2 separate regions of the Mus musculus genome follow, and region 1 is linked to region 2. Evidence: chromatin loops called from intact Hi-C (ENCODE). Cell type or tissue: gastrocnemius. All regions are shown on one strand. Links, peaks and the distances in the headings refer to the core of each region. The heading gives the core; the rest is flanking DNA.

Region 1 (2,906 bases), core at 292-2,791, 120 kb before region 2:
CCCAGAAACTAGTTATGCAGGAAAACCTAAAAGCCCTAAAAGGAAATCCCCTTTGTGGCCTCATTTTAAAAAAAAATTATAAAGAATAACTTAAGCATGTATACACCACTCTGCATCAAAATACTAAAGGCAAAGCGAGGACAGCAAGGGAAAGAAATGATATAATACTGCTGACTGCCTTACTTCTATCTGAAATCTCAAAGATCCAGCTTCCTCCAGCACAAATTGAGTCTCCCGCAGTAGGCCACGAGGCTGCTGTTTAAACACCACCTCGGTGTTCCTTGGCCACGTCTTAAGCACGCTCTACCACGTCAGCCACTGATTACCTGGATCAAAACACACAGCCCGCAGCTGGACCCCCTCCGGCCTCCTGAAGCCACCCCTCGTGTGTGCAGCTCAGCCTTTTATAGTGGAGGCATGTGATGCGCGTATCTGCACCAGCTGTTCCTAATTACCTCTCAGTCTGGGGTGAATGACTCAGCAACACAAACTCTTTTAAAGAGTCACCCTACCTTGTTATCCAACCAACGTAGCGAACAAAGGGAAGCCACTTGACAGATCCGACGGTTAAACAACAAGAGGCGATCACTCCTCCAAAGCTACCCAACTCCAAGATGACTCACCAGGAGCCTTTTTTCCTCTAGACTCCCTTACGATGTCCAAAGCCAGAAGTGGCAAGCGCCTTCAAGCCCAGCCCAGAGCTTGCACCACTACCACAAGAGCAGGAAGAATAGGCCAACCCATACCTCTTCCCATTTCTCTGAATATTTGTAGAGCTCAAAAGCTCGGCCACGAACAAAAATCTACAGTGGTCATCCTTTAATCTTTCTGAACTGCCTTTCCTGCAAACCCAGTGAGCTGAGAGGAGTGCTCAATGCCTAAACAAAGACCCAGCAGGGGCATCGTCCTCCAAGGCTAGCAGTCACAACTCTACAATTCTCCAAAAGGAAAAAGAACAGCATCCTGAAAAAAAAAAAAAAAGTCTTTGTTCTTCCAAGCCTGTCTGGGGAGCAGGATTTTCCCACACGCGTTCTTTCAGAATTACTACTACGTCTGCCTTGACTCAGCGCACGCTGAACATAGAGAGCTCACTACATAAAAGCCATCGGCGCAATTCCACTAAATGACACCAAAGTCCCGGAGAAGATCGAAAACGCGCTGGCCCTGGCCCTACCGGACACGAACACAAAAGCTGGTGTCGTTAACATCGAGACCCACTCTGCCTATGCTGTGCGAGTCCACATTACAAACGTGCGCCAAGCAACAACAAAGGGAAGCGCGGAGCGCCCGGTAGTCCCGGAACCCCGGCCCGCTCGGCCTTGCCCCCGCAGCAGGCGGAGCGGGACGCGGCCCGCGGCGGAGCGCGGTGCAGGGCGGCGCCGGCACGGCCGGCCCAGAGAGTCCGCGCAGCGCGTAAACAGCGCGCAGCCCGCCGCCCCTTCTAGGCCCGCGCGGCCGCCCGCCACCAGCCCCGGTGACCCCCGGAAAGGACGGAAGGACGGCACCGCGCACCGCCCGAGCCACTTACCGGAGCCGAGACGCGGCGCGGCCCGACTGCAGGCGGCAAGCGGCGGTCAGGTGACTCACTCCCTCTGCGCGGACAGCCGCCCGTCTCCTCCCCTGCGCTCCGTTCCTCTCCGCCACCACCGCCAGCGCCTCGGGGCGCTAAAGCCCCGCCCCCGGTTCCGCCCCCGGGCCCCGCCCCGTAGCTGAAGCCCTGCCGAGCTCCAGGCCACGCCCTGCCTGGAGCCACGCCCCGTTCCAGGCCACGCCCTCCGCTAGTAAGAGCCTCTCTATTTCGCCTCCTGCGAGCTCCGTGTAACGTTGTGGATTGTATTGCTGAGCGCCAGGCCTCCAACCGCGTCGCCCTATCTCTGCCTTTGGTGGCAAGGTTACACGTCACGGAAGACCACCTCTTCCTCACCTGCTGAAGGCAGGGAAAAAAAAAGGCTGACGCCTCCACGCCCCCAGGGTTTTTGTTCACACAGCCCCTCTCCCCCCTCCCCCCCCCCCACACACAGATTAGATAAGGTCTTCTGCCCCACGCCCCCAAACCTCGGAAGCTCAGTTCGGCCAAGCTCCTGGGCTGCTTTCCTGTAGGAGCACAAAAACCAGGTGTTTGAACTTGCTGAAAAGGGTGTATGTCAACATCTGTCTGAAGCTCCGCAGGACTTTTAGGAGCAGATTCTGAGAGGGGGAGGCTGCTGCCCCTCTGAATGATCACTAGCTTCCCTTCTAGTTGTTTGTGTCCTTGAGGCCCTTCCTCGAAAACCGCAAGGCAGGTAACCTGGAGTGTGCTTTGCTCATTATAACCCATTAATATGCATGCTTCCCCGATCAAATCCCTTTACTCCTTGTGCTCAGCCAATACTGCTTTGAGAGTTATTCTTGCGCCCTTCATACTTGCCTGAATATAAGCTGCACTCTTATCTGCCTAGCCACGACGGACTGCATTCACCAATGGGCAAGCACGCTGTACTGGGCTTCATATCCGGAATATTGTACTGTCTGGCAGCCTCCTGTTGTCCCTCTACGCTGCACTACCAGGAAACATGGACGCATCCGTGTCTGGTCATGTCAGACGTCTTCCCTCAAGTCCTGGTCATGCTTTCATCCTCTGCTACTTATTGGGGTGTTAATCCAATTGTTCGTTTCTATTTTTTATTATGTTCGCTGTTGTTCAAGGCAGTGTCTTTACGCAAAGCTGCATGCACTCGTGGCAGGGCTTATCAGTCTGGAGAAAGAGAGGACTGGGCTGGCCAACCTGATTAAAAATGAGGAAGGAATTACCACCCCTGAGGCCAGTAGCCCTGGGAGGACTTGTAGGAAGAAATAATGTTGCTGGCTTTGAGTTCCAGAGGAAAGATGTAGAAAAATGGGAAGCCCCAAAATGTATGTGCTCCTTA
Region 2 (2,906 bases), core at 310-2,809:
ACATCACCAATGCGTGATTCCAAACACAATTGCTTGGAATCGAAGTTAATTGTCTTTTAATGGGTTTTTAAATCACTCCCTAATTATTTATGGGGGAAAACCCATGTAAAATCTGATAACCATGAAAGTTTGCTGCTGAACAAGTTATTTGGTCTTATCTGACATTATAATCGCCGTAGGTAAACAGTGTGTCTAACTAGGTACCATCTTCACTAATTTATATTAGTAAAGTATGAACTAAAGGATTTCTTACTATTTCTTTCCATATTCTTCAAACACACAGATTTCTTTGGGTGGGCATTTTATTTGCTCAGCCAATAACAGAAATAAAGTTTATCCTCTGGCCGATAGCTAAGACGACCCTGCTCACTCAAAGGAAGTAAAATTCTAAATAGATGTACACCTAACTGACATGTCACACTGAGGTTTGTTAACATGCACAATTAATGCATATTACCAAGTTCCACAATATTTTCAAATTCTCATTAGGACAAATTTTACATTCGTGTGAATCCTCATTGTTTGCTTAATTTATGTAGAATCTAACAATGATCACTTTGCGGGGCATCTTTCTCGGGATCCCTGTGGGCACATTTACAACATCAACCCAGCTGGCTGCAACTATGATCCTTTGCAATACAGAAAAATATGGGAAACTAGGGCACAGTAGTGTGACAATATAGTTCACCCTGGGAGCCAAAGCCTTTGCCAAAGGAATCCGGAACTCCTGGCTCCTCCAGGCTGTGTCCCAGAAATCGCAACCCACTCGCCAATTTTCACCTGTTACGCTGGCACGTTACCAAGCTTAACAGTCAGTGGAATGAAGGCAACATAGCTCGCGTCCCCAGAGCCAAGCTCTTAAATCATCGGTGCCCTGTCAAAGGTTTTGCCTACTGGCAGCCATAAGATTACACATGTCATGCGGTCCTCATAAACAGAGCATAAGCCACACTCGGTTCAAGCAGAATTCAGCCCATCGCTTGCCGCCTGCAAAGTACCTGGACCGTGAATTCAGCGGCTGCTTAATGTCATAGTCAAAGGAATCAGTCCTGCATGAAGGCTTTGCAACCATGGAAGAATAAAGGTGCTAGCAGCTGGTCAAGGTGGGAGCATCCTTTCAGCTGTGGTTTAAAAGGAAACCAGAATCCCAAGCACACTTCCTCCCTCCTCCCTCCTCCCTCCTCCCTCCTCCCTCCTCCCTCCTCCCTCCTCCCTCCTCCCTCCTCCCTCCTCCCTCAACCCTCCTCCCTCCTCTGCCCCTTGCAACTCTTTGCAATAAGTGGGATTTCCCCCATGACTTTGCTTTTGTGTTTTGTAATTTTATGGATATGGGTGTTTCATTTCCGTTGTGTATTTACGCACCACATGCATGCAGTGCCCCGCAGAAGCCAGAAGGTGGCAGACCTCCTAGAACCAGAATTATTGCCTGTTCCACACTGCCGCGTGGATGGTAGGAATGCAGTCCACATCTTCTAGAAGAGCAGCGGTTGTTCTTAAGTGGTGAGCCATCATTCTGTTTTCATCTGTACCTTAGCACGCTACCACTGAGTGACATCTCTAGGTCTTTTGCAGTTTTAGTTTGGGACAGGATCTTGCACGAACTCTCACTGAATTCACTGTATAGTCCAGGTGATCCTCAAACCTGTCTCCTCAAGTGTCAGCCCCTCCACCGAGTTCCCCCAGTGGCCGGAATTACAGATGTACACCAGTGTATCTGGCTATCTGGCATGTCTTAATTGAAGAAGCTTCAATAAATAAAGCACTGTGTTTTAGAAGAGAAAGAAAACCTCTGGGTGGTGGGGAGGTCCAGGAGAGTTGAATATAATCAGGGGACATTATGTACACAGATGGAAATGCCAAAATTAATCCTATTTGGTTTATCATTAATACCACCTTTCAAAACCATTTGGCAGGATACTTTTTACCTAAGCAATGTGGTTCTGCTACTAAGGGTATGTGATTAGTTAAATAACTGAACTGTGCCCTTGGAAGTGTCTGAGATGGCAGGCCTTATTTATTGTAAGCCACAGTACGTGGTGATGCAAAGGTGTTTTTTTTGTTTTTTTGTTTTTTTGTTTTTTCTGCTTCCCTTGCCCATCTGGGATGCTTTCTTTCCGGGGGTCTGCTGGCTGAGGCTCACTTCATTTTACTCCGCGTTTGCCTTCCCCGACCCTTTTGCCAGGGAACTTCAAAATCCTCACCACTTTAAAATGTCAAGCCATTCACTGCTAACCACAAATGTTGCGGGGGCACATCAACACGTTTGCTGGCCAGCAGCATCAATTGCCATTCGAAGACAGCGGACATTTACCCCAGCCCAGAACATTCATTGAAGAATTAATTTATTTCCATTGCATGGGGTTTGCATCCCCGAAGAAATTCCAGTCAATCAAAGTATTAAAACATTTAGGTTTTATAATGAATGAATGAATGAATGAATGAATGAATGAATGCAACAGAGGATAATGATGCACTACTCTGTGCTGCATCCTAATACACGTTGCCACGTTTTTAAAACAGGTTCTCGTGTTATGAAGTTGGCCCTGGTGTTGCTGTGTAGATGAGGATGGTCCTGAATTTCTGATCTTCCTGCCTCTATCTCTGTATGCCACCATTCCTGGTGTATACAGAACTTACACCAGCAGAGCTCCAACCCCAGCCCTCTATGGCCATAGGATAGGTGTGTACTGCTCTTAGTCTCTCTCTCTCTCTCCTCTCTCTCCTCTCTCTCCTCTCTCTCCTCTCCTCTCCTCTCCTCTCCTCTCCTCTCTCCTCTCTCTCCTCTCTCTCCTCTCCTCTCCTCTCCTCTCTCTCCTCTCTCTCCTCTCTCTCCTCTCTCTCCTCTCTTTCCTCTCCTCTCCTCTCCTCTCTCTCCTCTCTCTCCTCTCTCTCCTCTCTCTCCTCTC

The links. A loop is a pair of places that touch in the nucleus more often than their neighbours do. Peaks named below come from ENCODE experiments on the same cell type or tissue, not always from the same donor. Only the 100,000 strongest peaks of a DNase experiment are listed, where the experiment ranks them.
Region 1: it touches region 2 in a loop (2.3-fold over the local background); 1 of 42 quality-filtered maps calls a loop at or near these places.

Annotation. Positions count from the first base shown.
Region 1 is chr16:87,697,679-87,700,584 of GRCm38, reverse strand. It overlaps Bach1 (BTB and CNC homology 1, basic leucine zipper transcription factor 1), which reads right to left and starts at 1,631. Exons shown (of 5, transcript NM_007520.2): 1 at 1,529-1,631. In gastrocnemius, for the core only: no CTCF peak of the experiment used is centred there; DNase peaks (open chromatin) are centred at 382, 642, 919 and 1,694; H3K4me3 peaks cover 2,289 bases; H3K27ac peaks cover 2,118 bases.
Region 2 is chr16:87,577,573-87,580,478 of GRCm38, reverse strand. The region is part of intron 3 of Map3k7cl (Map3k7 C-terminal like); the gene reads right to left. Among named protein-coding and RNA genes, the nearest start is that of Map3k7cl, 26 kb to the right of the region's middle. In gastrocnemius, for the core only: a CTCF peak has its summit at 1,396 (motif pointing right); DNase peaks (open chromatin) are centred at 761 and 1,385.